Regions from separate parts of the Homo sapiens genome. Here region 2 is linked to region 1. A link is an interaction called in ENCODE POLR2A ChIA-PET data of the cell type or tissue named here. Cell type or tissue: K562. All regions are shown on one strand. Each heading gives the region's core, and the rest is flanking DNA. Links, peaks and the distances in the headings are about the cores only. Region 1 overlaps MAPK1 (mitogen-activated protein kinase 1). Region 2 overlaps UBE2L3 (ubiquitin conjugating enzyme E2 L3).

What was found. Peaks named below come from ENCODE experiments on the same cell type or tissue, not always from the same donor. Only the 100,000 strongest peaks of a DNase experiment are listed, where the experiment ranks them.
Region 2: POLR2A ChIA-PET joins it to region 1 with 5 read pairs; 2 of 35 experiments call an interaction of 5 or more read pairs at or near these places.

What each region holds. Positions count from the first base shown.
Region 1 is chr22:21,857,149-21,866,066 of GRCh38, forward strand. The region is part of intron 1 of MAPK1 (mitogen-activated protein kinase 1); the gene reads right to left. Among named protein-coding and RNA genes, the nearest start is that of MAPK1, 6.0 kb to the right of the region's middle. In K562, for the core only: no CTCF peak of the experiment used is centred there; DNase peaks (open chromatin) are centred at 4,528, 5,666 and 5,864.
Region 2 is chr22:21,602,658-21,614,026 of GRCh38, forward strand. UBE2L3 (ubiquitin conjugating enzyme E2 L3) reads left to right here. Exons shown (of 4, transcript NM_003347.4): 3 at 8,200-8,386. Among named protein-coding and RNA genes, the nearest start is that of YDJC, 22 kb to the right of the region's middle. In K562, for the core only: CTCF peaks have their summits at 4,375 and 5,069; DNase peaks (open chromatin) are centred at 4,301 and 5,044.

The DNA.
Region 1 (8,918 bases), core at 4,250-6,749:
AAGTAGCTGGGACTATAGGCACGTACCACCACACCTGGCTAATTTTTTTTTTTTTTAATTTTTAGTACCTTTAGTACAGAAAAGGCCTCACTATGTTGCCTAGATTGGTCTCAAACTCCTAAGCTCAAGGAATCCTCATGCCTCGGTCTCCCAAAGTCCTGGGATTATAGGCATGAGTCCTGCACCCAGCCTAGCTGAAAATACATTTAATACACCTAACTTACCAAACATCACAGCTTAGCTTAGCCTACCTTAAACATGTTCAGAGCACTTACATTAGCCTACAGTTGGGCAAAATCATCTAACGCAAAGCCCATTTTATAATAAAAGTGTTGAGTAACTCATATGATGTATGAAATACTATACTGAAAATGAAAAACAGAACAGTTGCGTGGGTACTCGGAAGTAAGGTTTCTACTGCATGTGTATCACTTCCATACCATTGTAAAGTCATCTGACCACCAAGCCAAATATTTGTACTTCTGCACATGCTGCTTTACATAGAGACCGAGACAAAGGGGGATTCACATCTTGTCAACCCTGTTTACTTCAAAGGAATAACAGAGCATTAACTAGGTACCAAGTGCTCAGGACTTCAAGTATACTGTTTTATTTAATACTCATGACAATCCTTTGACCCCTTACTTGTGACTGGCAAGTTACCCAACTTTTGTTTCATTTTCCTCATCTGTAAAAACCGGAGAGTGATACACACTCCCTGGAGAATGACAGGGAAAACAGTACCAAGAACTTTAACCTAACAAGTCAGAAATCAATGAGACCCCTTTTGACAATTCCCACCTTGCCCTTTAGACATTCCGAGATATGCAGCTTTATTTAATAAATGACCCCACCTTGGGCCTCAGCTGACTAGACCAGAGGCAGACACTCTCCCAGGCTGGAAAGGCCAGGTGGAGTGAGCTGTTCTGTGCAGAATGATCTCCCTAACAGTGTTTTTACACATTCTGTTCCACTTGGAATTGGATTCAGAGTGTTCTCAGCCTCTGGTCATCAAAAAACCTGAAGACACATACCTTCAGGGAGCTAGGGTCAGCTCTCCTCTGCTGAGTGCATGGGGAAGTGACAAAAGAGAAAAGAGGGGGGAAAATCCAGCTGCTGAGAGATGTAGGGTACAAGAAGCTTTTGTAACTGTAAAGAGGGAGGGAGGTAGCTACGTTGGTCTATTTTCCAGTTCCTGGTTCCAACTATACCTAAAGCTTTAACTGCACTTTCTATCCTTGCAGTAATATGACAAAGGCCCCCAGATCTTAATCATAAACTTTTCATTTTCTATAATGCAGTCTCTACAAAGTAGTGCCTAAAACATTCCAGCACTCTACCCTACCTTTTACCCAGCTAGCTCTAAGTCTTCCTTCAGGTCCCAGCTTAAACACCACTTCCTCCCGGAAACCCTTCATGACTACTCAGAATATCTTATATCATCCAGTGGCACTCCACACCTCACCATACTCAGTAAATGTTATTACTGCCCTGTTGGACTGTAAACACCAAAGAGTAAGAACAACTTTTGTTCACTACTTTGTTCCTACTGCCTAGCACATAATCCGGTACGTGTTTAATAATATTAAATGAATGAAAATCAAGAAACTGGTAGAGGTAACTAGAAGGAATGGGAAGAAATCAATACTGCTTCCTGATAAAAATTAAGTTGCTAGATGACAGATCCTTTGGAGATAAAGAAAAAACAAAAACAAAAAACAAAGTTACTTTAACTCTAATCCTTTCTAGCCTCTTCTTCAGGTCTGTCTGCAATGGCATAATCATTTTATACTTTAGGGCTAATCCATTCAGGAACCCAGGCTGTAGGAAGTACGTTTCTAGGTAACTCGGTATAACAGAGAAAAGCCTATAGTAGTTAAAAGAAAAAAGGTCACAGGATTTGGGGTCTGCATAAATCTCAATTTACATCTCAGTTCTGCAATATACTTACTGGCTGTGAACCCTGAACGAGTTACCTGACACCCAGTTCCCTTATGTGTAAAGTGCAAAATATAATACCTCAAAGACAAGGATGACGGTCAGGCGCGGTGGCTCACACCTGTAATCCCAGCACTCTGGGAGGCTGAGGCGAATGGATCACGAGGTCAGGAGTTCAAGACCAGCCTGGGCAACAGGGTGAAAGCCCATCTCTACTAAAAACTACAAAAAAAAAAAAAAACTTAGCCAGGTACAGTGGCAGGCACCTGTAATCCTAGCTACTCAGGAGGCTGAGACAGGAGAACTGCTTGAACCTGGGGGCAGAGGTTGCAGTGAGCCAAGATCGCGCCACTGCACTCCAGCCTGGGCAACAGAGTGAGACTCTGTCTCAAAAAAAAAAAAAAAAAAAAAGACAAGAATGAGAATGAAGCTTAAACCAGCAAGGCAGGCTTGCAACTAACATTAGTCAGTTGATCATGGCATATTATCCATGCAGACACCTGCTATCCAGCTCCTACTGGCCATAGGTTCAAACCCCAGGGCCTGCCTTGAGTCTGAGAATCTGGGAGGGACCTTGGAGACCATCTATCCTGTGGGTTGCCCAACATCATTTTCAAAGCAATCAAATCCTTTTTCCAAATGGGATCTTGCCCTGCTAACCCTAATAGTTACTACCTATGTGAACTGAAGATGATAATGACTAAAAGGAAATTAAGAAAAAGAAAAAAGACTAAGGGCAGAGGAAGAAGGGAAACGGGAGGGGAAGGAGGTAGATAAGAGAAGAGCAAAGAATAGAAAAAACAGGGATTAGGGGAGAGAATGCTGTATGTGAAGTTTCCCTATTTGGGGTGAGGCCTGAAGCCCCTAAGAGAGGAGGAGATTTGAAAACCACAGACAGAGCCCAGTCCTTTCATGTTATAGCAGGGGAAATAGAAACACATAAATTTTGTTCAGCTGCCTATAGCTTTCTCCTCCTGTGGTTCTGCTCAGTTTCCAGAAAGCCTGGGTAACGTCTGAATCCTCCTGGAATCTCTCTTCTTCCTTCTGGTACGGTGTGGGCCATTTCAAAGCTCAGGCAGGTGGCCTTTCCTAGAGGGAGCAGAGACAGCGCAGCTACTGGATGAGCTCCTAGGCACCTTTCAGTGTGGGAGCCTCAAGAAGTGAAAGAAAAAAAGCAAATCTAAAGGGGAGCAAAATAGCATCTCAGGATTAGGCAAGAGGGTGGGTGGAGTAGGCCGGAGGCAAGGAGCTCTAGATGTTTGTTGGGGAATGAGGTGTTTTTCAATTAATAGGTATATAAATTGTGAGCAAGGTGAGGAATAAATTACATACAGTTTTGGGGAAAAGTCAACTTGAATTTACACAAATCAGATTATGGGAATGGTGTAATGGTTATAGCTAACTACCAGGAATACATCATTAGGGATGCTATTAATATAAAAATTAATTTTGTTTTGACTTATCCTTTTACTCTAAACTCTGCTCAGAAACACTAGATTCTTCTGTTACTCATGTAAGCTGCTGTCCTTGCATCTTTGAGCTCCAAAAGTGTAGAGGAGACTTCTTGATTAAAAAAGTTAAGTAAACAATGAGCAAGCAAAATTAAGAATCTCAATATCTCTGTCTCCAGGTCTAGAGTTTTTATATATGATATATGTTATTGCTGTTCCTGCCTTTCAAACAGGTGGTACAAACACCCAGCAGAGATCCATGAAGAGAGTGCATTAACAGGAAGCAATAGGGCAAAGTTCATAGAGATGAGCTTTAGAGAAAAGCGGGACTTAAATAGAGCCTGATGTTTCTTGGGGCAGGCTGGGGTGCTGTACTATGGGCATCTTGGCAGGATGATTCTCCAGTGGAGGGAGTGTACCGTGCAATCCAGACCATTTAGCATGTCTGCCCTTGACATGCCTACTGACGGCCAATAACACCCCCTAATCAACGTGACAACACAACAAAAAGCCGCCCCCCTATACATTTCCAAATGCCTCTGTAGCAGGGAGGTAAAATCACCCCCACTGAGTACCACGAGATAAAGTAGGCACAATGCGGCCAGGTGCAATGGCTCACGCCTGTAATCCCAGCACTTTGGGAGGCCGAGGCAGGTGGATCACCTGAGGTCAGGAGTTTGAGACCAGCCTGGACAACATGGCGAAATCCTGTCTCTACTAAAAATACAAAAATTAGCCAGGCATGGTAGCACACACCTGTAATCCCAGCCACTCAGGAGGCTGAGGCAGAATTGCTTGAACCCAGGAGGCAAGGTTGCAGTGAGCCTCCAAGCAAAACTCTGTCTCAAAAAAAAAGTAAGTAAGTAGGCAAAATGGGCAGAAAGCATAAGAGATAAAGTGGGAGTGGAACTGGCAGACAGAAACAGGGCCATCCTTTAATGACTCCGTCACCCACAAGATCAAGTCCAAAGTCCTTACCAAATAATGCCCTTCAGGATTTGGCCCTGCCTACCCCCAGCTGTCTCAACTCCCACCTTCTTACTAAGGCACCCTACACTCCAGCCTTCCCAAGTAATTTGTGGTTTTCCTGACCTGATGCACTGTGTTCACGGTCTGTGCCTTTACATGCACACTTCGCTTTGCCTAGAAGGCATTTCTCAAGGCAAACTCCTACTCACACATCAACACCTAGCTCAGAAGTCTGGGAAGCCAAAGAAAGACAGCCCCAAGTCACTCAGCTCTTCTCTTCCTCTCAGCACTTCACAAACTCCTGGGTAACACTGGTATCTTCTCTGTATTATTCCCCAATTCCATCCCATTATTTGGATGAAGAGTTCAATAAACATTTTCTGAGTAAATAACTCTACATGAAAGGTTTTAAAGGCTAAAAAGTGATACAAGCAAAAGCAGACAACAGATATTTCTTGTTACTGAAATAATCTATTTTCTCAACTCTGATCTTTGGTGGAGCACTACTTAGGAACCAGAAAAACTGGGGTTGCTTCATCACTTCCTAGCTGTGTGTCATTGGGCAAGTTAACTAACCTCTGTGTGCCTCAAGTTTCTTCACTTGTGGGGTAAAAAACAAACAGAAGTTACCACTTTTGCTGTACAGTTATATGGCTTAGCATTAATGTATGTAAAATACAAAACAAGAGTGCTGAAAAAGTGGTAGTTCTACTAGTCTGCTATAATCACAATAACCTTAACAAGACAGGAGGACATTGTACCATCAGGAATGTGATCACAATGAAATTTTAGTTGAAACCATCCCCCTCTTTTTTCTTTTATTCATTCAGCTTTCCCAAGTTGAACATCCCCGCTTTAAAAAAAAAAAAAAAGAGGCCAGGCACAGTGGTTCACACTGTAATCCTAGCACTTTGGGAGGCTGAAGCAGGGGGATCACCTGAGGTCAGGAGTTTGAGACCAGCCTGGCCAACATGGCAATACCCCGTCTCTACTAAAAATAAAAAAATTAGCCGGGTGTGGTGGCACACACCTGTAATCCTAGCTACTCGGGAGGCTGAGGCAAGAGAATCACTTGAACCCAGGAGGCGGAGGTTGCAGTGAGCCGAGATTGTGCAACTGCACTCCAGCCTGGGCGACAGAACAAGACTCTGTCTCAAAAAAAAAAAGAGCTGAAAGTCAACAAATATAATGGCTTGTCAGCTGCATTCTGTTTCCCTCCTATAGTACTCAATACCAATCCCTTAATGAGTACCATCTCCCTTGGCTCCTTTGATAACGTGCACTCCCAGTTCTTTGGTCTCTCTGGCCACATTTCCTCTGTCCTCTTCCATAACTTGACCTTTATTGACACAGTAAAGGCAGGCACTCCTTTGGCTTAGTTCTCAGATGTCTTATCCACTCTTAAGGCTTCAATTAATATCTCTATGAAGATGACCCCATGAGCTCTCTTGTCGCATTCAGAAACAGCATTTCAAACTCAATTAAACCAAAATAGACACTTGCTATCTTAGTCTAAGATGACCAAGCATACTAAGAGTGTTTCAATCTCTCCTCCTCTCCCTCCTCCCCGTCTACACTGTTCCCTTATACATCTGACCAGTCATCAGTTTCCTCTTCTTTGCCAGAGTTACCTGGTTGGTCCTCTGTTCTACTTCAGTGGTTCTTAATGTTTCCAGGATAATGGACTCATTTGAAAATCTATCAAATGCTATGTATTTTTTAACCAAAAAGATAAATATAGAAAACATATAATTACAATTTCTTTTTTTTTTTTTTTTGAGACCCAGTCTTGCTCTGTCACCCAGGCTGGAGTACAGTGGCGCGATCTTGGCTCACTGCAAGCTCTGCCTCCCGGGTTCACACCATTCTCCTGCCTCAGCCTCCCCAGCAGCTGAGACTACAGGCGCACACCGCCACGGCCGGCTACTTTTTTTTTTTGTATTTTTAGTAGAGATAGGGTTTCACCATGTTAGCCAGGATGGTCTCGATCTCCTAACCTCGTGATCCGCCCACCTGGGCCTCCCAAAGTGCTGGGATTATAGGCGTGAGCCACCGCGCCTGGCCATGATTGCAATTTCACCTAACCAATGACCCAGATAAGAATCTGTGCTCATCCACTCAAGATTTTAACTACCATTTACACAAATTTTCATCTCCAGCTCCTGCTCCCCTCTTACAAATTTTAAGATGGTTTCTGGATATAGCCTGAATGGCCTACAGGCATTACAAACTTAAGTTCAAACCAGAACTATTTCCCCCTGACAAATCTGCTCTAACAGTATTCCTTTACTTGGATAATGGCACCACCATCTCCCAGGCTCCCAACCTAGAGGCCTCAGAATGAACAACCGCCCATAGCCAATCAACCAGCAAGCCTTGTTCTATCTCAGAAATCCCTCCAAATCCAAATCCCACCTCTCTTGGTCTCTTACCCTTTAAGGTCTCATAATCCTTTGATTCCACTCAGACTTGCCATGATTAAAAGTCTTTTTACCACTCTTCCCACAAGGGTCCCTGTTACTATTTCTGTCAATACAAAACTCCTCACCTCCATCTGCTACCTTCCGCTGCCACTTTATTACTGCACCTCTAGGTGGTTAGGCTTTCCTAATTTATTCCTCCACTCCGGTTCTTCTTCCTTCATTCCCACTAGTGTTGATTTGTCTTCCCAAAAAATTTCAAAATTGACCATGTATGACTGCCTCTTTCAAAAAAAGGCCGGGCACGGTGACTAAAGCCTGTAATCACAGCACTTTGGGAGGCTGAAGTCAGGGGGACCACCTGAGGTCAGGAGTTTGAGACCATCTTGGCCAACATGGCAAAACGCTGTCTCTACAAAAATACAAAAAAAAAATTAGCTGAGCATGGTGGCACGCGCCTGTAGTCCCAGCTACTCAGGAGGCTGAGGCAGGAGAATCGCTTGAACCTAGGAGGCAGAGGTTGCAGTGAGCCGAGGTCATGCCACTGCACTACAGCCTAGGCAACAAGAGTGAGACTCCACCTCAAAAAAAAAAATAAACAAATAAATAAATAAATAAGATGCTTCCTCCACTGAACAAATATACAGTCAAACTTAGTTTTGCCTTTGGAGTCCTCTACAGTTTGCCACCTAAGTACATTTCCAAGATTAGATTCCACAGCTCAAGCTGTCACTTGTTCCTATTATCTGCATATCAAAATCACACCCACTCTTAAAGGCCCAACTCAAATCCCACTCTTCATCTTTACATCCTCTACATAATCATTAGGAAAGGACTCTAAACAAAATAGTCACAATTCCTAATGAACTGATAAGGAAACAGAAGGGGGTAAATCTAAAAAATGGCTAGAAATCCATAAATCCTTTTGGAAGCATTTTTTAAAAGATCACCATTCAAATATTAGTGAATATTTCAACGAGCCCTCCATAAATCCAGCACTGTTAGCCAATATTTATTAAATGCTAATAATGTGCAATGGAGAAGGTTAACAGCAGGGTATTTCATCAACCTGATAAAAGGCTATAATCTGGATCTTGGATTCAAATTCCAATTACATTTGTATTTCACTTAGGAAACGACAATCACAAAAAGGGGACTTAGCATTTCAAATGGAGAGTCAGAAGGTCAAACAAGCCTACAGCAGTGACAGAAGTAGTTCCCACATCTAAACAACTTCAGACTAGTAAAAACCTTATCAGACAGGAGAAATCTTATCAGATGGGGGTATCTTTTCAATTGACATGTCCTAAACGTAAAATACTTTTTTCAGTCCACATTTTAGATAAGCTAATCTTGTTAAAAGGGCCAAAGGATGTGATGGGAAATTCTGAGCCTCTCATAATGAGACATGTTCACTGGCACACTTCCCAGTGAGTGCAACAGCAATGCGATGTGTGGTGGAGAAATGATGCTACTGGCAATACTTTCTCTCCATTACTTTTTAGGGCCTTATTTCTTTCAGGCTCGACCTAATTTAAATTCTGTCTTGGCTCCTAAGCCTGTGAGTTCACATTAATTTTCACAGTTGTATTCAGCATTTTGCTCCTAAACAAAGTGAAAACATTAAAGATTCAATTAAAATCTCTTTAAAAAGAATTTTAACTAATCTTTCTATCTAGCTACAATACTTGGTAAAACATACCTTCTATGGCATTTCTAAAATTATGATTGAAATTTGAATACATTTCCGAAACAGACTTATATTTACTTTATAACAGTAAGATACAGAAAATTCTGCAAGTATTAATTACACTAAGGAACGCAGAGTGTTTTCCTAAAAACAGCTGAAAAGAGCTACAGTGTGTCTAGTAGAATCTCAGTCTACAATCTTAATAACTCTAGTTCTATGACCTCAAGAATTGGCTTCACCTCGAAATACTTTCTCACCTGAAAAAAGGAATAACACCATCTTTTCCTCCCTCAATGTGGCTGCTCAAATAAAATGAAATAATATATGTAGCACAGTACCTGCCACGAAGGGTTCAATAAATTATTAGTTTACTTTCTTCAGTCAACACAAAAGACACATTCACAAGATTCAGATTTAAGGAAATCTATTTCCACAAGTCCTCACCAGCAC
Region 2 (11,369 bases), core at 3,572-6,071, 260 kb before region 1:
CTCTTAGTCTTAGCTGCCACAAAATGGCTTTGTGCCATGGGAGGTTGATATCAAGAGCTGTGAAGGATCTGAGATTTTTACCCTACTTGCAGCCTGAAAAGGTGTCCTGCCAATTTATTGGATGTTGGTGGAAGACTCGAGAAAAGGGCCAGTTCCCCTCGTCCCCGCATCCCACAAAGGTGATGAGGATGGGCCCAGATGGATACCTGCAGATGTGGGGGGTTGTGTTCCGGGACAGGAAGGCTGAGTTTAGGGGAGGTCTCAGGCCAGTCACTCAATCGTACTTCACTTGCTCCATTTCCAAATGCAAGTGATGGCAGCACTGGCTTCCCAGGGTTGGTGTTAGGGGACCAGGAGGGGCGGAATATGGGCTGGAGATGGCACGGAAAAGCACCTGGCATCTAAGTACTTGAGAAACTTTGGTCAAATTTTTTTAAATTGGCTTTCCCAGGTTGAAATGATCAACTCTTATTTACATGCATGCATTATAATGACTAGAAGCAAATACAGGAAAATGTTAGCCATACTATATATAAAAGAAAATCCACTTTAAAACCGGTATCTTTCTTTCTTTATAAATAGCAAGTGGGCCGGGTGCGGTGGCTCACACCTGTAATCCCAGCACTTTGGAAGGCCGAGGCAGGCGGATCACCTGAGGTCAGGAGTTCGAGACCAGCCTGGCCAACATGGTGAAACCTTGTCTCTAGTAAAAATACAAAAAAATTAGCTGAGAGTTGTGGTGCATGCCTGTAGTCCCAGCTACTTGGGAGGGTGAGGCAGGAGAATCGCTTGAACTCAGGAGGTGGAGGCTGCAGTGAACCGAGATCGTGCCATTGCACTCCTGCCTGGGTGACAGAGCGAGACTCTGTCTTAAAAAAAAAAAAAAAAAAAAAAAAGACAAGTGGGCTGGTCGCCGTGGCTCACGCCTGTAATCCCAGCACTTTGGGAGGCTGAGGCGGGCGGATCATGAGGTCAGGAGATCGAAACCATCCTGGTTAACACGGTGAAACCCCGTCTCTACTAAAAACACAAAAAATTAGCCGGGTGTGGTGGTGGGTGCCTGTAGTCCTAGCTACTCGGGAGGCTGAGGCAGGAGAATGATATGAGAGGCAGAGCTTGCAGTGAGCCGAGATTGCGCCACTGCACTCCAGCCTGGGCGACAGAGCCAGACTCTGTCTCAAAAAAAAAAAGACAAGTGGATAAAAAGTCTGTCCTAGAATTTAGACATGGATTGAAAAGGTGTTTTTTGATTTTTTTTTTTTTTTTTTTTTTCTGAGACAGGGTCTCACTCTTGCCGAGGCTGGAATGCAGTGGTGTAATCATAGCTCACTGCAGCCTCAAACTCCTGGGCTTAAGCAATCCTCCCACCTCGGCCTTCCAAAGTGCTGGAGTTTAAGTTTTTGAACTAGTTTAGAGTGTGTAAAATTATCATAAGGAATTAATTTACATCTCAAATGACTTCCTCAATACAGCAGTATGAGCTTAGGGAGCACAAGACAGTCAAAGGCAGGCATAACAGAAAAACACTAGTCGTGTTCATGTGAAGATAATGCTGAAATCAGCTGGGCGTAGTGGCTCACGCCTGTAATCCTAGCACTTTGGGAGGCTGACTTGGGTGGATTTTTGAGCTCAGGAGTTCAAGACCATCCTGGGCAACACGGTGAAACCCCGTCTCTACTAAAATACAAAAAATTAGCCGGACGTGGCAGCCTGCGCCTGTAATCCCAGCTACTTGGGAGGCTGAGAGACAGGACAATCGTTTGAACCCGGGAGGCGGAGGTTGCAGTGCTGAGATCCCACCATTACACTCCAGCCTGGGCAAGCGTGAGACTCTATCTCTAAATAAATAGATAATGCTAAAATCTTTGGTTTATTTGACATTGAAATGTTGCAGCTTAAGTTGGAGGCAAATTTTCTGCAATGTTTTATAATATATATATTTTTTACAACAAAACCATGTTTTTTCATTAACATCCCTTGTTATTTCTGAGTGGCCTTCCCAAAGGGCAAGTTTAGCTCTAATGTTGAAATTCACTTGTAGAGCTGTAGGCCTTTACCCGGAAGGTATATCTTATGTTTTAATTTTTGCATGCCTCTTTCACCAAAAATCTCTGGGACAGGCACATAGTTTGTGTGACTTATGCACACCTGAGCCACTCCTTTGACCATCCACAGATCCCCAGACTAGGAAAGAGGCCCAGAGAAGTTCAGATGAGTTTGGCCAAGTTCCCTGGGTGGTGAGAGGCCTGGCCTGCCTCATGTAGTAACAGAACTGCTTCTTTTTTTTCCTTCCTCTTTTTGGAAGAAAAAAGAGGCAGGATCTCACTGTCTTGTCCAGGCTGGAAGGCAGTGGCGTGATCATGGCTCACTACAGCCTTAACAACTAACAACTTAAAACTATAGCCTCAAGCAGTCCTCCTACCTCAGCCTCCTGAGTGGCTGGGACTACAGGTGTGCACCAGCAGCACGCACAGCTAATTTAAAAAAATTGTTAGCAACAAAGTGAGATCCTGTCTTTACAAAAGGACTTGTTTTTGTTTTGTTTTGTTTTTTTGAGAGAACACCTTGCTCTATCGCCTAGGCAGGAGTGCAGTGGTGCAGTCTTGGCTCACTGCAGCGGTGTGATCTTGGCTCACTGCAGCCGGTGCCTCCTGGGTTCAACCAGTTCTCATGCCTCAGCCTCCTGAGTAGATGTGATTACAGGTGCGTGCCACCACGCCCAGCTAATTTTTTGTATTTTTAGTAGAGACAGAGTTTCACCGTGTTAGCCAGGATGGTCTCGATCTCCTGATCTCGTGATCCACCTGCCTCGGCCTTTTTTTAGTATAGATAGGGTTTCTTTTTTTTCTTTTTCTTTTTCTTTTTGAGATGGATTTTCACTTTTGTTGCCCAGGCTGGAGTGCAATGGCACAATCTCAGCTCACCACAACCTCTGTCTCCCAGGTTCAAGTGATTCTCCTGCCTCAGCCTCCCAAGTAGCTGGGATTACAGGCATGTGCCACCACGCCTGGCTAATTTTTGTATTTTTAGTAGAAACGGGGTTTCACCATGTTGGCCAGGCTTGTCTCAAACTCCTGGCCTCAAGTGATCTGCACATTTCAGCCTCCCAAAGTGTTGGGATTACAGGCATGAGCCACTGCGCCCAGTCTGTTTTTGGCTTTTTTGAGACAGGTTCTCATTCTGTCACCCAGGCTAGAGTGTAGAGGTGTGATCATGGCTCACTGCAGCCTCAGCCTCCTGGGCTCTTGTGATCCTCCTGCCTTAGCCTCCCAAAGTGTTGGGATTACGGGCATGAGCCACTGCACCCAGCCAAATCTGCTTCTCTTGAGCTTTGCCCATGTGTCAGGCATGTAGGACTTTATAGTCCTTATCTCTCATCATAAACTCTGGGTACAGGCTGTTGCTACTCCCATTTTACAGATGTACAGGAACATTCTCAGACTCTTTAAGCTAGGAAGAGGCAAAGTCTGAGGCTAGACCTGCTAACTTGGGGCCAGATGGCCTCATTCATGCTTCACCCCAGCTCCTCGGACAGGACCTGGCCCACAGTGGGGAACAGGGGAGGTTGGTCAGTCCTGGACAATCAGTGAAGACCTTTAGCAGATTTCACCAACCAAAAGTCATGCAGGAAAGTGTGCGCGCGCGCGTGTGTGTGGTATGTGTGTGTGTGTGTGGTGTGTGTGTGTGTGTCTTACTCTGTTGCCCAGGCTGGAGTGCAGTGGCACAATCTTGGCTCACTGCAACCTCTGCCTCCCAGGTTCAAGTGATTCTCCTGGCTCAGCCTCCCAGTGTGCCACCACACCCAGTGAGGGAAAGCTATTTTTACATGGCTCAAGCAGTGTAAATGACAATGATGTTTACTTACTTCCCCCCACCACCACCACCATTTAATTCTCCTCTTGAAAACTAAAAGCTGGCTGGGTATGGTGCATCACTCCTATAATCCCAGCACTCCAGCACTTTGGGAGGATCACTTGAACTCAGGAGTTTGAGGCCAGCCTGGACAACATAGTGAGACGCCATCACTATAAGAAATAAAAAAATAGCTGAGTGTGGTGGCATATGCCTGTAGTCCCAGCTACTTGGGAGGCTGAGGTGGGAGGATTGCTAGAGCCCGGGAAGTCAAGGCTGCAGTGAACCGTGATTGCACCTCTGCACTCCAGCCTGGGTGACTCCCCACAGATGAATATGCTGACAGTGGTTTCAGCTGCTCGGTGGTGATTCAGACCTGGACGCGTGGCTTCAGTAGCCCTGGGGCCACACTGCCTGCCCGCAGCCTCCTGTCTTGCTCTATGCTATTCCTTCCAAGTCCCTGCCATCTAGTCTTTAGTCCTCTCTGCCTGGGAGGCCTCTTCCACTCCTCAGCCTTATGTCATCTTATCCATCCTTTAAGGCCCTTGCTCCATGCCTCCCCTCCCAGGGCAGGGCTTGGATGTAGGAGAATGTGGAGAACTGGCGCACGCCAGCCTTGCTCCCCAGCAGAGGAGCTCTGTTTACTGGAGTGCGTACTTAGGCCACGGCTTGAAGATATGGGGCTGGGGTGTAGGGCTGTCAAGATTGTTCCTGGGGCCAGGTGCAGTAGTTCACTCCTGTAATCCCAACACTTTGGGAGGCCGAGGCCGGCAGTTCACCTGAGGTCAGGAGTTCAAGACCAGGCTGGCCAACATGGTGAAACCCCATCTCTACTAAAAATACAAAAAAAAAAAAATTAGTCGGGCAGGGTAGCGGGTACCTGTAATCCCAGCTACTTAGGAGGCTGAGGTGGGAGAATTGCATGAACCAGGGAGGCAGAGGTTGCAGTGAGCTGAGATCGCGCCACTGCACTCCAGCCTGGGCGACAGAGCGAGACTCCGTCTTAAAAAAAAAAAAAAAAAAAAAAAGATTGTTCTTGGGCTCTCTGTGAAGCTTGGATTTCTTTGGGTTGGGTGTGCCATGGCAAGTGCCATGGCAGACCTGGGTGAGGGAAAAGGGAGTACAATGGGAAGGGCTTCCCCAGCTCTGGAGATAGGTAGGGTTGGGGAGAGGCCAAAAGACTCTTTGCTGAGTCATCTCTCAGGCTCCTGGGGCCATCAGAGTGTCCAGGCCCCAAAGGTGGTTTTCGGGTGGTTCTAGGGGCAAGGGGCTAGGGCATGGTGCTGGCCCTGCCTGGTGATCACCTGTTGAGTGACCAGCTCAGGTCCCCAGGGTCCAGCCATTGAGCTGACTACTGTTTCTACCCTGGGAAGATTGAGCTGGCCAGGACTTGGCATCAAGGCAGTTATTTGGACTTCTAGTACTCACAGTGTATTCTGGTTGGGTTGTAACTTACCTCTGGTACAACTCTACTTGTATCTTCAGAAAAGATCAAGAGATATTTGCAAAAACATAATATGATAAAGGACTGTCTAAAGGACAAAGAACACTTAAAACTCTATAATAAGAAAACAACAATAAATAACACCGTGCATCTCTTAGAATGACCAAAATCCAGAACACTGCCAAATGCTGCTGAGGACGTAGAGCAACAGGAACTCTCGCTCTTTCCTGGTGGGAATGCAAAATGGTGCAGCCACCTTGGAAGACAAGTTAGGCGGTTTCTTTCATTTATTTATTCATAAAATCTTTTTAACAAAGAAATTGAGTCTCTCTCTTGCCCAAAATGGAGTGCAGAAGCGTGATCACAGCTCATTGCATTCTCAAACTCCTGGGCCTAAGAAGTCCACCCTTCTTAGCCTCTGAAGTAGCTGAGACTACAGGCACATGCCACCATGCCAGGCCAATATATTTATTTTGTTATTATTTTTTGAGATGGAATCTTGCTCTGTCACCCAGGCTGGAGTGTAGTGGCGCAACCTCAGTTCACTGCAATCTCTGCCTCCCGGGTTTAAGCAATTCTCCTACCTCAGCCTCCCAAGTAGCTGGACTACAGGCGTGCACCACTACGCTCTGCTAATTTTTTTGTATTTTTAGTAGAGACAGGGTTTTACCACGTTGGCCAGGCTGGTCTTGAACTCCTGACCTCAAGTGATCTACCCAGCTTAGCCTCCCAAAGTGCTGGGATTACAGGTGTGAGCCACTGAGCCTGGCCCAGGCTAATATATTTAATTTTTTTTTTTTTTTTTTTTTGTAGAGATGGGGTCTTGTTATGTTTCACAAACTGGTCTTGAACTCCCGGCCTCAAGTGATCCTCCCTCCCTGGCCTCCCACAGTGCTCAGATTACAGACATGAGTCACTGCTCCTGGCCCAGTTTGGCAGTTTTGTTTTGTTTTTTTTTTGAGACTCAGTCTCGCTCTTTCGTCCAGGCCAGACTGCAGTGGCGCAATCTCCACTCACTGCAAGCTCCGCTTCCCAGGTTCACACCATTCTCCTGCCTCAGCCTCCTGAGTAGCTGGGACTACAGGCGCCCACCACCACGTCCAGCTAATTTTTTTTTGTATTTTTAGTAGAGACGGGGTTTCACTGTGTTAGCCAGGATGGTCTCGATCTCCTGACCTCGTGATCCACCTGCCTTGGCCTCCCAAAGTGCTGGGATTACAGGCGTGAGCCACCGCGCCCGGCCGGCAGTTTCTTACAAAACTAAACATATGTCTTACCATTGGATCCAGCAATTACATTCCTTGGTATTTAGCCAAATGAATTGAAAACTTGTATCCACACAGATGCTTATAACAGCTTTATTCATTAATTGCTAAGGTTTGAAAGCAACCAAGATGTCCTTCAGTGGGTTAATGGATAAATAAATTGTGGTATATCTAGACAAATGACATTCAACACTAAGAAGAAATGAGTCTGGGTGCAGTGGCTCACACCTGTAATCCTAGTACTTTGGGAGGCCGAGACAGGCAGATCTCTTGAGCCCAGGAGTTTGAGACCAACCTGGACAACATAGCAAAACCCAGTCTCTATAAAAATACAAAAAAATTAGCTGGGGGTGGTGGTGCCTATCTGTAGTCTCAGCTACTTGGGAGGCTGAGGTGGGAGGATTGCTTGAGCCTGTGAAGTCAAGGTTGCAATGAGCCAAGATCACGCCACCATCCAGTGGGCAACAGAGCAAGACCCTGTCAAAAATAAATAAGTAAGTATGAAGTGGGGGAAAAACAAGTAACGGCTGGGCACAGTGGCTCACGCTTATAAACCCTGCATTTTGGGAGGCCGAGGCAGGCAGATCACTTGAGGTCAGGAGTTCAAGACCAGCCTGGCCAACATGGTGAAACCGCATGTCTACTAAAGATACAAAAATTAGCTGGGCATTGAGGCGGGTGCCTGTAATCCCAGCTACTTGGGAGGCTGAAGCAGGAGAATTGCTTGAACCCAGGAGGCGGAGGTTGCGGTGAGCCAAGATCGTGCCATTGCATTCTAGCCTGGGCAACAGACTCTGAAAAAATAATAATAATAAAAAGAACAAATAGCTTCTAACGACAAATTTATTTCTCACTTATTGAGGCTGGGAAGTCTGAAGATCAAGGTGCCAACAGATTCAGTGGCAACTGAGGGCCGGCTTCATGGTTTATAGATGGTGCCTTTTCACTGTGTCTTTATATGATGGAAAGGGCAAGGCAGTTCTCAGGGGCCTCTTTGATAAGGACACCAATCCCATCATGACCTAATCACTTCCCAATGGTCCCAACTCCTAATACCATCACATTGGTGATTAGGTTTCAACATAAGATTTTTGGGGAGATACATTCAGACATAGCAGCTACATATTGCATGATTCCAGCTATCATGTCTGATAACCACACAAAACCTATAGAATGTGCAACACCAAGTATGAGCCCTAACATAAACTAGGGAAGCTGAGTGGTAATGATGTGTTAAGGTAAAAGGTTCATTGGTGGTAACAAATTTGCCCCTCTGGTGAGGGATGCTGATAGTGGGAAAAGCTGTGTGTGTTCAGGGGCAGGGGGTATTTAGGAATTCTCTGTCCTTTCCTCTCAGTTTTGCTGTATACCTAAAGGTGTTCTAAAAAGTAAAGTCTATTTTTTAAAAAAGTATGAAGAGACCAGGACATCAATCTCAAGCCCCTTCTCAGTTTAGCAGATAGCTTGCTCTAGAAATACTTTTGGGTGGCTGGGTTGTCCTGAAGGTGGCAGGGCTTCAGTTGATACTTGAATCCCTTGAAATAAATTGATTTTTCAGATAAACAATTAAAACATTCCTGTCTTGGCCATAGGTTTATGAACCATGGTGTGTTCATTTTGATCTCTCTTTCCTTCCAGGACAACCCTCCATATGATAAGGGAGCCTTCAGAATCGAAATCAACTTTCCAGCAGAGTACCCATTCAAACCACCGAAGATCACATTTAAAACAAAGATCTATCACCCAAACATCGACGAAAAGGGGCAGGTCTGTCTGCCAGTAATTAGTGCCGAAAACTGGAAGCCAGCAACCAAAACCGACCAAGGTAAGACATGTGCCTGTGTCTTCCTCGGAGGGGGTCTTTGGGGGTGCTGCTCTGGGGTGGGGGCTTCTGGTACCAGATCAGACAGAATCCAGAGAATCTTTCAGGTACACGAAAAATGTAGCTGAGGTCCTGTCAGACCTTGTGGGAATGGCTCATCTCAGCTGAACTTTTGACCTGTATAGGGTTTGAGGAGGCCTTTCCAGTGCTCAGCCCTGGGCTGCCATCCACAGTGGGAACACACATGGACAGACAAGCCCAGTGGCTTGCTGCTGGTGCAGAGAGGTGCAGGCACTGGTCCCTGGAAGGGATGAAGGACTGTGGGGCTGCCTACAAGGGGAAGGGAGAGTGGGATTTAAGGTGGCCTCATGCAGTAGTTAGTGCCTGAACTCAGACTTGAAGGAGGAAAGGAGGTTGGAGAGGGCCTTCCAGGCTATAGGAAGGGCATGGGCTAGAGCCTAGTTGCTCGGGTGATGTGAGGGGAGGGACAGAGGCAGATGTAAGGGCAGTATTCCCAGATGAAGGCACGTAGTTGGCTTTAGTGGGCCTGGGATTCCCTGGAGTTGGATGTGGCTGTGCGTGGTGCACATGTCTGTGTGTGGCTGTGTGAACATAAACATGCTCATTCTTCTGGGAAGAATATTTGAGTCAGTATTGTGGTTGTCCTCCCTTTTGTCCCCTAGAAGTGACTAGTTTGTTATGGACTGTGTCTGGTTTTCATTTAATTCTAGACTTTCTTTTGAAGTCCTAATCTCATATTTTGATGGCTTCCTTTTAAGTACCTAAACCAGTATAAAGTCTGTTTAGATTAGAGTGGATGAAGCTGGCACTTGAGAGGCTGCAAGTGGAGGGTTTCTTTTAGGGGTGCTGCTCTAGGGTAGGGGCTCATGGGTCCTTCCTGATGCCAGATCAGACGGAGTCCAGAGAACTCCTACCTTACCAGGTGCACGCAAAGTATGGCTGAGGTGCCACCAGTCCCTGTGGGAATAACTCAGCTGAACTTTTGACCTGCACAGGGATTGAGGAGGTCCCTTGTTTTAGTGATTGAAAAAAGCCTTGGAAGGTGGAGTTCAAAGCCTTGCGCAAGAAAAATCAAGCCTCACTTGTTGGAAGTAATCACCATGAAAGGTGCCCATTAGACTCCCACACTGAGTAGAAGAAAGGAGTGGGTGCTAAACATTCAGTCAGGGCAGAACAGTCTCTAGTGGGCTTGGTCCTTGTTTGTGTACAAGCTGATGTTTATAAAAGCTTGACACAGTTCTTCTCAGTGCCTGGTTTTTTCTTTTCTTTTCTTTTCTTTTTTGGAAACGGAGTCTCGCTCTGTCACCAGGCTGGAGTGCAGTGGCGCGATCTCTGCTCACTGCAACCTCCGCCTCCCGAGTTCGCGCCATTCTCCTGCCTCAGCCTTCCGAGTAGCTGGGACTACAGGCACCCGCCACCACGCCCGGCTAATTTTTTGTATTTTTAGTAGAGACGGGGTTTCACCATGTTAGCCAGGATGGTCTCGATCTCCTGACCTCGTGATCCGCCCGCCTCGGCCTCCCAAAGTGCTGGGATTACAGGCGTAAGCCACCGCACCCAGCCGATTTTTTCTTTTCTTTTCTTTTTTTTTTTTTTTTTTTTTTTTTTTTGAGACGGAGTCACCCAGGCTGGAGTGCAGTGATGCCATCCCAGATCACTGTAACCTCCGCCTCCCGGGTTCAAGCAATTCTCCTGCCTCAGCCTCCTGAGTAGCTGGGATTACAGCCACCACGCTCGGCTAATTTTTGTATTTGTAGTAGAGACGGGGTTTCACCACGTTGACCAGGCTGGTCTCGAACTCCTGACATTAGGTGATCCACCTGCCTCAGCCTCCCAAAGTGCTGGGATTACAGGCATGAGCCATCATGCCCGGCGAGCCTGGTTTTTTTCTGTACAGATTCCTAGCACTGTCGAAAACCTATAGCTGCATTTGATCAAGAGTGTTCAGTAATTCCTGGAGTCCTTGCCGAGTCATGTCTGTTAACCCATCGTGCCTGGGGAGTGGCAGTCCTTCCAGGCCAGGTTGCCCAGGAAAGCCCTGCACCTCAGGTTCTGGCCACAAAGAGTTCTGAGGCTCCTCCCTTACCTGTAGACTGAGAGGGTGGGGCTAGGGCCAGGGAGGCTCTCAGGAGATGGATGCACGTGCTTTGCCACCTCTCATGGGGCTGCTGCATAGAAGGCCGTGGCAGGGTTATTCACTTTTTACCTTCCTATCCAGGTGCACTGCCAAAATGCTCTGCTTTTTCAGACTGTGGCTGCTTCTCCCCCACCCCCAAGAGCCAAATAACTTAGGGGCAGCTTTTAATTTTTTTTTGTAAAAAGTACTGTTGACTTGGGATTTTTAAGGTAAAAATTTTGGTACAGGAGCTATTCTGTGTGCCATGATGGACAGAACTGGAATTGCTATTTTGTGATTTGGGACAGTTGAGGATTCCTTCCTAGAACATTATTATGTAGATTGTTTGTGGCATGGCCTTGATCCCCATCCTCACATACATCAAGAATGTTGTTCCTTGCACTTGACGGCCACATTCCCATGTTTGTTATCTATTACTGCATTATAACCCCTATCAAAACTTTGTGGCTTAAAGTAATACCAGTTTATTAGTTTTTACTCTGGAGGTTGGCTGGGCTTAGCTACATGGTTCTACAGCTGACTGTTCATTCCTGGGGTCACTCATGCAGCTGTATTGAGGTGGGAACTCAACTTGGCTGGGAAGAGCTGGTAGGCATAGTGCACATGTGCGGAAATGGTATTAGCTAAGGCACTTCGGTTCTCTTTGTGTTCTCTTATTTTCCACAAGGCTACATTGGACCCCTTCATAGCATGGTGGTCTCAGGGTTCCAGGGTGAAGGCATAGAACTGGTACGGTGTCACTTCTGTGGATTCTTTTGGTCAGGCAAGTCCAGATTTAATGAGAGGGAAAATAGACTTCAGCTCTTGATGGGAGGAGTATGCAGGATG